2 separate regions of the Homo sapiens genome follow, and region 1 is linked to region 2. Evidence: read pairs that join two places in POLR2A ChIA-PET (ENCODE). Cell type or tissue: HepG2. All regions are shown on one strand.

The links. ChIA-PET counts read pairs that join two places held together with the same protein. Peaks named below come from ENCODE experiments on the same cell type or tissue, not always from the same donor. Only the 100,000 strongest peaks of a DNase experiment are listed, where the experiment ranks them.
Region 1: POLR2A ChIA-PET joins it to region 2 with 19 read pairs; 2 of 35 experiments call an interaction of 5 or more read pairs at or near these places.

What each region holds. Positions count from the first base shown.
Region 1 is chr1:56,412,564-56,417,563 of GRCh38, forward strand. It overlaps LINC01767 (long intergenic non-protein coding RNA 1767), which reads left to right and starts at 2,400. Exons shown (of 4, transcript NR_147163.1): 1 at 2,400-2,587; 2 at 2,685-2,779; 3 at 2,970-3,046; 4 at 3,219-3,403. All of the region lies in intron 1 of LOC124904185 (a long non-coding RNA gene), which reads right to left. In HepG2, a CTCF peak has its summit at 4,157; DNase peaks (open chromatin) are centred at 1,328, 2,368 and 4,188.
Region 2 is chr1:56,506,341-56,511,340 of GRCh38, forward strand. The region is part of intron 5 of PLPP3 (phospholipid phosphatase 3); the gene reads right to left. Among named protein-coding and RNA genes, the nearest start is that of PLPP3, 71 kb to the right of the region's middle. RefSeq lists an enhancer at 3,615-4,345. In HepG2, no CTCF peak of the experiment used is centred here; DNase peaks (open chromatin) are centred at 2,311 and 3,901.

The DNA.
Region 1 (5,000 bases), 94 kb before region 2:
TGATTTCACAGAACAAGAGAAGGCTCAACACTTGGCATAACAAAAGGTAAAATGTTTGGGATAATGGACACCAACTAAGCCTTATCTCCACTTGCACATTCAACCAAAACAAACAGATTCTATTAGTATCACCTTCACTAACGTGATTGCATTCATCCATTCATCCAATATTTAACAAATACTGTGTATTATACCCCGCTAAGCATTGGGAATGCCACAGTGATGAAAACACAGTCTGTGCCCTCGAGAAGCTCCTAGGACAGCAAGAAAAACAGATCTGTGAAGAGGCGATGATAAGAAGGTAATGAGTGCTCTAAATTTTGGTGGGAGGCCGGATGTGGTGGCTCACACCTGTAATCCCAGCACTTTGGAAGGCCAAGGAGGGCAGATCACCTGAGGTCACGAGTTTGAGATCAGACTGGCTAACACAGCCAAACCCCATCTCTACTAAATATATATATATATATATATATATATATATGTATTAGCTGGGTGTGGTGGCATGCACCTGTAGTTCCAGTTACTCAGGAGGCTGAGGCACGAGAATTGCTTGAACCTGGGAGGCAGAGGCTGCAGTGAGCTGAAACTGCACCATGCACTCCAGCCTGGGCAACAGAGGGAGACTCTGTCTCTAAATTAATTAATTAATTTAATTAATAAAATAAAATAAATGTTGATGAGGAAGTAGGAATCCAGGGAGACTTCCTAGTGATAATGACACCTGACCTCAAAATCCCAGAGAGGATGGTGGCTGGGGTTTTCACAGAAGGAGATGGATGCTGATGGTCATTCCAAAGATATCAATCAACAACTTTCTTCAGTCTTTTATCTTCAGTGCATTTATCACTCCATTTAAATTTTCCAGAATTGGTAAAACTTCTATGGGTCTTAATTTAAATATGATAAGCAATAACTTGTTACATTTGACTTAGGAAAACTGCATGATCCAGTGGTGACAAACCACAGGTCTGGGGATAGGCAGACCTGGGGTTGAGTTCTGCCACTACCACTTGCCAGCTGTGGGCACATCACTCACCCTGTCAGGTCCATGCCCACCTCACAGGGATGTTACTAGAAATAACATGAGGCAATTGAAGCATCTGGCACCTAATAACATTCTGTTCTTCCCCTAGGATCCTGTGACCACATCACAAACATCCCCCAGTTCCACGGGTGACTGTTTATCGTAACCCCACAGCCTTCCTTCAACCCAGCTGCTACCATCTCTCACCTGTACTATGTGATAGCCTCTGGACTTTTGTCCCCACTTCCTGCCTCATTCCGCTTTGGTCTGTTTTTCACAAAGCAGCCAAAAATGCTTGAAAATGCGTGGTGCTCATGCCTTTCCTCTGCTTCACACCCTCCCACGATTCTCCCTTGACCTCTGATAAAGTCGAAACTTTAGAACAGCTTTCATGGCCTTAATTGTTCAGCCCCTGCTCCCCTTTCAGCCTGGTCTGCCTCCCGCTACCCCATTCCACTCCATGCTCATGTTTGTCCACAGACTTCTGCCTGGAACACCATCCCTGCTGCACACCTCTTCTGCATGCTAATGCCTCTCCCTTCTCAGTGCTTCCTGGAGGAAGCCCTATGCTTTGATGCTTCTTCCAGGAAGCAACCCATGATTTCTGACCACCACAACCACGCCAAGCAACACTGGATTCAGTGCTCCCTCTCTGTCCTTCCTACCTTCTGTTTTTTCCCCATTTATCACAGTCTGTTACAATCTACTTCTCCGTATCCATCACTAGATAGTCATTTCTTAGGAATAGCTTTTGAAGCTTTTATCCCATATCTGACCTATTTTGAATGAATGAATAATCTCACAATGAATGAATGGCAGGGATGAGATTAAAACTCAGGTCAATCTGATCCCCAAACGTATGGGTTCCCATCATCCCAGTTGAAACCTAACTAAAAACTGAAGTAGTGCCATCCCCCCTCCACTGCCCCATACCCCCAATGGGTCTGCTCCCACCAGCCCCCCACCCTGCCCCCCACCACACACACACACACACACACACACACATCCCTAGCTTAGGGTCCCTCTATTTGGCATGGACTCATTTTCTGCCAGGAATGCATATCTTCCTTGCAGGCTGAGGCACTATATGGACTGTACTAAAAACACTCAACCCACTGATTCTGGTGAAATTATTTTGGAGTGACAGGGATAGGCAGGGGCTTTCCTGGGCTCAGGACTCTAGCTGGGGAGTGGCAAAAGCCACAGTGCAACTCAACTCAGGAGAAAATAAATGCCTGGAAATTTGAGCCAGCTGTTTTTTTCTTACTCACCAAAGTGCATTGAGTCAACCCTTAATCTTTTGTCAATATTTGCGGACTGAAAACACGACAAACCACCCCCTGTGCCGCTCAGAGTGTAGACACTGACTGATGGGACCAGGTACAAAATCCCCTGGGACAAAACAGAACTTTCATAACTGGCTGTAGAGTTATTGTTTTTGCCTTTTGGAAGCTTCCACCTTGTGACGGGAAGAGCACTGTCAGCCCAACACAGAAACTCTGCCGCCTGGAGTCACGTGGATCCAGATGCGAAGGGACTCCAACGTCATGCTAAGGAGTTTGGGTAATAACAATGATAAAATGCACTTATTGAGGTAGTGTTTAATGTGTTTAATGTATCTTCTTTACACGTGTTTAATGTATCTTCTTTAATCCTGAAGGCTAAGAATTTGTACAGCCATATTACAGATTTGGAAAATGATGTGAAGAGAAGCTAAGGGATTTGCCACTGCCACTCAGCTGCCAAGGATCAGAGGCAGGATTCTAGTCTGTCCCCTTTGTTCCATCACCCCTGCCTCCCCCTGGGCCCAGCCACCATCACCTCTCCTGGGGGGAGCTCCTAATTGTTCTCCCTTCTTCCTCTTGTGCGCTCCTCCAAACTATCTCCAGCCAAAGTGATCTTTAACAATGTAAATCCAGTTATATCACTCTTTCCATTGTAACAGACATTACTTCTACTTCTCAACGTCCATCCTCCAACCATTGTCCAGTGATTCAGGCAGAATTCCCTCCTGCTCAGGAGGTGAGTCGACCCAGTAGTGCCACTGGCTCTGCAACAGGAATTGGTTAGCAGGGCTTTGCATCTCCTTGGCCACAGACGTTGGGCAGGTGTGGAAAAAGGCCATCAGCTAGATGCTCAAGATTGAATTCTGAGATTGTGGGGGTGATGCTCTTGCTCTCATCCCTGTCTGCAGGTAGCCATCCTGTGACCCTGGAAGAAACCAGCCCAAGGAAGGTGCTAACCTACAGAAGAAGGACATGGCCAGGGTAATCACATAGACCCGGAGTTGAAGCCCTGACTGCACCACACCCGAAGCCTCCCCACCTTTCAACCTCTCGGTGATGGTGAACCAATAAACTCTTTTTATTGTTCAAGCCAGTGTGAGTTAGGTTCGCTATAATTTGCTGCAGAAAGTCTCCTGAGTGATTCAGATGCCTGTTGGTGCTCCTGGAATTGCATCCAGATGCCCTACCTTAGTATTAAAGTCTCACTCAACTCTAAGATCAATGAGTGGGGAGGGTGAGGGCTAGATTTTCATTGACCCTGGTGTTGCCAGCCCCTGCTGGACATCAATCTGGCACAAAGCAGACAATGTTAATTTTTTTTTCCTTGAAGGAGTAAACCCAGGTCTCTCTCCAGTGTCTTATCAGCCTCCCAAAGGCGGGGAATCCCACTGGGGTCCCTGATCACCTTCCAGAGCCACCTCTCTGCAATCAGCTGCATTTTGCTAGAATCGGCCTTGCTGTCCACCTTCCCCATCAGCGTCCTCATGGAGACCACCATGAGGGAGGGGCCAGCGGGTCTGAACTTGAGGCTATGTCTAGCAGTGTGTCTGAGCTCCAGGTACCCAGGAGGGGGCCATGGCCGAGTGATGCCCAGGGCACAGGATGGTGCAAGCAAGATGTAAACAAGATGCAAACAAGATGGTGCAAGGAGATGCAAACAAGATGTTTGCAAGGAGATGTTTGCAACAAGATGTTTGCAAAGAGATGTTTGCAACAAGATGTTTGCAAGGAGATGCAAACGAGATGGTGCAAGGAGAGCCTCCAAAACAGCCTGGAATTCACACAAGTAAATGGGAGGGGCCTCAGAGCCACTGTGATTTGGGCAGCAATAAGTATGACCAGCAGGGTGACCAGTGGACCATGAGAAACATCCACATGTGGGTCCAAAGAACATTGCATTCCTTTGTTTATCTAACCCACATCCTCCTTCGTGTCTTAGGGCCTTTGCACTGCCCTTTCCTTGGACTGATTACCCAGTTACTCTACCTCATGACCAACCTCTGTCTTAATTCTCTGCAGAGTGCTTATCAATGGCTGATTGCATTTGTTTGCTTTTGTTTCTCTGTCCATGACAGCAAGGACCTTGATTGTCTTATTTATCACTACTTCTCTCATATCAAAAATCCCTCCATAGTCCTGGCTCAGCAGCTCTTGCCTATAATCCCAGCACTTTGGGAGGCTGGGAAAGGAGGATTGCTTGAGGCTAGGAGTTTGAGACCAGCAACATAGCAAGACCCCATTAAAATAAAATAAAATAAAAATTAGCCAGGTGAGGTGATGTGTGTCTGTAGTCCCAGCTACTGAGTGGGGCTGGGGTGGGAAAACCACTAGAGCCTGGGAGGTTGAGGCTGCAGTAAGCCCTGATCACAACGCTGCATTCCAGCCTGGGTGACAAAGCGAGACCCTATCCCCCCCACCAACAAAAAACAAACAAAAATAAAAACTCCCCCTATAAACACACATTAAATAAATGAACAGCCCTGCCCCCTCCCACTCAGAGGCCCACCCCCTTCAATTGCGAACTTGGTCCCATCAGTCAGGTACCATTCAGATGTGATCTCCACACAGGGGCCTCCACCTCCCTCATCCCGAGTAATCCCTCCTCCCCCAACTCACTTATTTCCTTCATGCCCTTTATGGCAATATAAAATTATCTCATGTATTTGTGTTTACTTGTTCGTTATCTGCTT
Region 2 (5,000 bases):
CTCTTCTTCACACTGGCATTCTTGCTGGTGTCTTTTCCCAAGGTCACCTCACTGGGGCAGAGACAAAGAACGCCCTCGCCCTTCCCTACATCTGGAGGAAGATAGCAGCACACAAAAGAGCAACGGCAAGCGGAGCCACACCCCCGGGAAGAGGAAAACCAGGAAAGACTCTGCTGTGTATTTACGAAATCCATGAGCAGCTGCTTCCTCTGCTGAACCCACAGCAATGGCAGCCGGGCCCTCCCCTGACCCCTCCCAGGGGCCCCTAATTTGCCATCTGTTAGAGGGTCAGGGAGGAGGTGACCAGATATGCAAGTTGTCACCAGACAGGAAATGAACCGATGTCTGTTCCTTCGTCCTAGTCCCTGTGTGAGTCCAACTGTAAAGTTCACATCTTTGGTAGGGGTAACTTAGTGAGTGTGTAGGCGGGAGGGGGCTGGGAGAGCCAATATGAGCCTGTGTTTTTTTTTTATTCGTCTGTCTGTTTATGTGTGTCTGTGGTTCTGAGTACGATTGGGTCTGCCCATGCACCTCATGGTCTATCTGGGCTGTGGCCTTCTCCTTTGTCCTGTGTACCTCTGTCCAGATCTCTGAAGGTGTGCAGGCAGGCCTATCCGACCCTAAGTGCTTGTGTCTTTGTGTTGAGTTCATGACACTGTATAGGTTTTCTGTCTGTGCTGGCTTCCATTGTCTTCCTTTTCTGGAAAGCATTCAATTAGTAAGCAATGGAGGAGGAAACCAGACTTCCATTTGACATGTGATTTTTGTCTAGACAAGTCTGCCTGTTGTGACAGGATCTACCCTCAACAGACCCAGGTAAAAGTTCTCGGCTGTCATGCCTGTTGCCTAAGGCTCTGCAGTTATGGAACCAGCATTCTAGGGTTAATGCACTGTACCTCAGTCAGTTACTACAAAGTCAGCTGTGCCATAGAATGTCTGTGCACAAAGGTCATGGAGCTACAAGGCCTCCAGCTTCAATTCACAGGTGAGGAAACTAGGCCCAGAAGGGAAGTGTCTGGCCTGAAGCCACAAGCTAATTCATCATTCACCATTTACCCAATGCTGATGAAGCACCTATTGTGTCAGCTGCTGTACTACATACCGAGAATAAATAATCAGAAGGTTAAGCCATGGATTCTGCTATTAAGGCACCCACAATCTAGCTGAAGAGACAGACATATGAGCAGGCCATGAGTAGATGAGGCCTAAAGCCATGGTAGGAAGAAAGTGCAAAAGGCCATGGGGGACTGGAAGGAAGTGAGACAATACTGTCTCCAGGGACTGGGGAAGTTGTGGAAAGCTGAACAATGTCCCCCAAAGATGCCCGCATCCTAAGTCCCAGAAGCAATGAATGATGCTACATGATAAAATGAGATTAAGTTAAGATCTTGAGATGGAGAGATCATCCTGGGTTATCAAGGTGGTCCCAGCATCTGTAAAAGAGGGAGGCAAAAGGACAAAAGTCACAGAAGAAGGTGTGACAATGGATGCAAAGGCCAGAGAAAGTATATGTGTGTGTGAGAGAGAGAGGGAGAAGTGAAGATTCTATGCTGCTAGCTTTGAAAGTGGAGAATGGGGCCATGAGTCAAGGAACTCAGGTAGCTCCAGAAAGCTAGAAAAAGCAAGAAAACAGATCTCCCCTTAGATCCTCTAGATGGAATGTGTTCCACCTTGATTTTAGCTCAGTGAGACCCTTTTCCAACTCCCAACTTCCAGAACTGTAAGAAAAGAAACTTGCATTCTTTTAAGCCACTAAATTTGTGGTAATTTGTTACAGCAGCCAGAGGCAGCTAATACAGAAGGTTTCATCAGAGATGAGGTGACACTGGAACTGTGTTCCATCAAAGGGGACAGGTATCTAATACAGAAACTCAGGTGTTGGAAAATATTGAAATGTTTGACATGCCGGGAGGTGAAGGGGTGGAGAGATGAGAGGAGACCTGCCAAAGCCTGGGTCTTGGAGTGCCAGCTCTGTGTCAGGCTGTCTGGGGTCAACTCCAGCTTTGCTACCTTCTCTCTGAGTGCTTGGGCTCTCAGCAAATGTCAGCGAAGATTACAACTCAATTAACAGGGAGTCCGTAAAGGCTTGGCTCAGGAGGTTATCTGGCAGACTGGAAAATGGATTCTGTGTTTCTTGGCACCTCAAGTGGTGGCCTTTGTGCCATACATGCTGCTTTTTTATCAATCCTCTTAACCTCAGGTGATGTCTCTGTGTTTCAAAAACCATTCAATACAGCCATAGTTGTGAGTAAGAAGAGAACTTTGCTCCTTCCTGGCATTCCCTGGGACAGCGGCCCTGATTCGTGGGGAAGAGTTCTGTCATGTGGCACAAGCAGAGCAGAGGTCACAGACTCCTGCTTGGCACGTGACAGCTACATTGCACAACCCTGATAAAGCTGCAAAACCCATGAGGCAGATGCCTGTCATCCTACTCATAGTTCCCTCTCCCAGGCACCTGGTGCCTTCATCACATGGTCTCTGGTTCCCCACACCTCCTCACAGATCTACCCATCTCTCCTCAATCCAGGGTCCTGAGCTTTGCTTCTGTCTCCCTCACAATCAAACCCAGGACAACAGAATCCTGGGAGCTTACGGCTGGAAAAGACACTACCTTCTTTCCTCCCAGCTGAACATTTCCAAACTTTTATTCTCAGTAGCCACAGCTTCCAGGCACTTCCCTGTCCTGGCCTCTCAGATGGCTTCAATGAAATGAATCTCTCAGTGCTGCGATTCCAAGCCATTCTGGACCATGAGGTCCCACTGAGCACAAGGCTGGGTGTCAGGCATTTGGAGAAAAATGATAGGTAAGATTGAGTCCCTGTTCTTGCATGTTCACAGGTGAGTGAGTAAAAGGCAGGGAAAGAGATTTATCACCCCTTTCCAAACCATCTTTACATTGTAAATCAGGCTTTCAAACTCAAAGCAATAACTGGATCCACCCAAAGGGTTAGGAAGGACTCCGTGACACAATTAAATGATACTCTTTAAGCAGCTAACTATGGAGCTTCTGTTTCGGGTTAACTGCAGGGCCTTCAGCTTCAGGGACCCCTTCTCCTTGCAGAGTGCAGAGGGCATAGCTTTGAGTCCATGAGAATCGTGGTGCAGCTGTCTATTAGCTCTCTGACCCTGGATGACTTAAGTTACCTCTCTGAGCTAGTTACTTCTGTAAAATGGCTGTAGTACAATGGCTTAATGTGACTAAAAGAAGACAGTGGGCAGCTGGGCACAGTGGCTCACACCTGTAAACCCAGCACTTTTGGAGGCTGAGGCGGGCGGATCACCTGAGGTCAGGAGTTCAAGACCAGCCTGGCCAACACAGTGAAACCCCATCTCTACAGAAATACAAAAATTAGCCAGGCATGACGGTGGGTGCCTGTAATCCCAGCTACTTGGGAGGCTGAGGGGGAAGAATCTTCAACCTGAGAGGCAGAGGTTGCAGTGAGCCGAGATCGTGCCATTGCACTCTAGCCTGGGTGAGAGAGCGAGACTCTCAAAAAAAAAAAAAAAAAAAAAGGAAGACAATGGGTAAAGTATCAGAATGGTACCAGCAGAGAGTAGGTGCTTTGTAAACGCTAGGATCAAATTCCTATACTGTGCTACAGTCAGCGAGAGCCAAACAGGACACAAGTCAGAACCTTCATTTCACTTCTTGGAAATAAGCCATAGTCCTCCCGAACGCTCTGTCTAATTGCTTATGGCCCATGTTTTAGGATATAAAAGAGAGGAAGGCTAGTAAGGATCCCCCAACCTTTTAATTTTTTTAACTGGGGGTGCAGGGGACTCCAATTAGGGCAGTGGCGCCAAGAAGGAACCACAACAGCAGGCCCCCGCGGGCTGTCCTCCTGCTGAGAGCAAAGCTCAGAAGGGCACAGTCAGCAAAGGGTTACCCTTCAGTGCAAACACCCATCCCCCACTGTCACCTCACATTAAAGGGCCAGGCACCAGAGAACAAGCCGGTCAGTGACAGCTGCTCTCATTAACGGTTTGCTCCCCCAGGTTCTCTCCCTTCTGGCCTTTACTTTTAAAAAGAAAAAAGAAAAAGAAAGCAAGGGAGAAAGCCATTAAAACAGCCAGTCCAGTAGGCTGGGATTCCCATGTCAAAGGCTGCAGGCAGTTCACACACTGCTTTCTTCGTGGTGCCCACTCTGATTGCTGCAACTCCTTCTCCCTCTTCTTGACCCCTGCACATGGAGTCAGGTGCTTCCCTGCCTGCTGAAGCCCCCTACACATGTCACTATGACAGCCCCCACAGCATTAAGCTCCTGTGCTTGGCCTGGCTGTGAGAGGAGCAAGGATGGAATTTCCTTGGGAGGGCTGAGCCTTATTCATTCCTATACCTTCAAGAAATAACTTCCTACAGTGTTCTCAAGAAAGGTTAGATCAACTCATTGATTCTGGCTTTTTGCTTGTTAGGCACACATTTGCTTAGTCTGAGCTAGAATCCCTGAGAGGCCTTGATAAGATAGGGAGAGTAACATATATATTACACATGGTCCCTGCCCCCAAGAACTTACAGCCTAAAAGAAGACACCCATCGACAATTTCAATCCAGAGTGTTAAGTGCTGTTACAGAGGAGCTGGGGAGAGGCTGCATAGTGAGACATAAGCCTGCAACCAGGCTCAGAAACCAGGAAAGGATAAGAAGCTGGTTTAGATCTCTCTATTGTTCATAATTCTTACTGTGAATGAGCAAGGATAATACTAACAACAATACAACCTACATGTGTGGTGCTTAAATATCCAGCCATTATTGTACTCTGGGATTCCTGCTGGGCTGGGGTGAGCTCCCCTCAGTAGGGCCCAGGAAGTCACAATATCAAAGTAGGTGCTCAGTCATGTTCGCTGAATAAGCCCCTCAAAACTCTTAGCAGGCAGGAAAAGCAGTGCCTACAGATGGAGGCTCAGAGAAGTGCAATGCCTTCTCCCACCTTCACCTGGAGTCAGAGATGAAGTATGTGAAAAGGTAACCCATTCATTTGGGGCAAATCAGTATGTGGTCC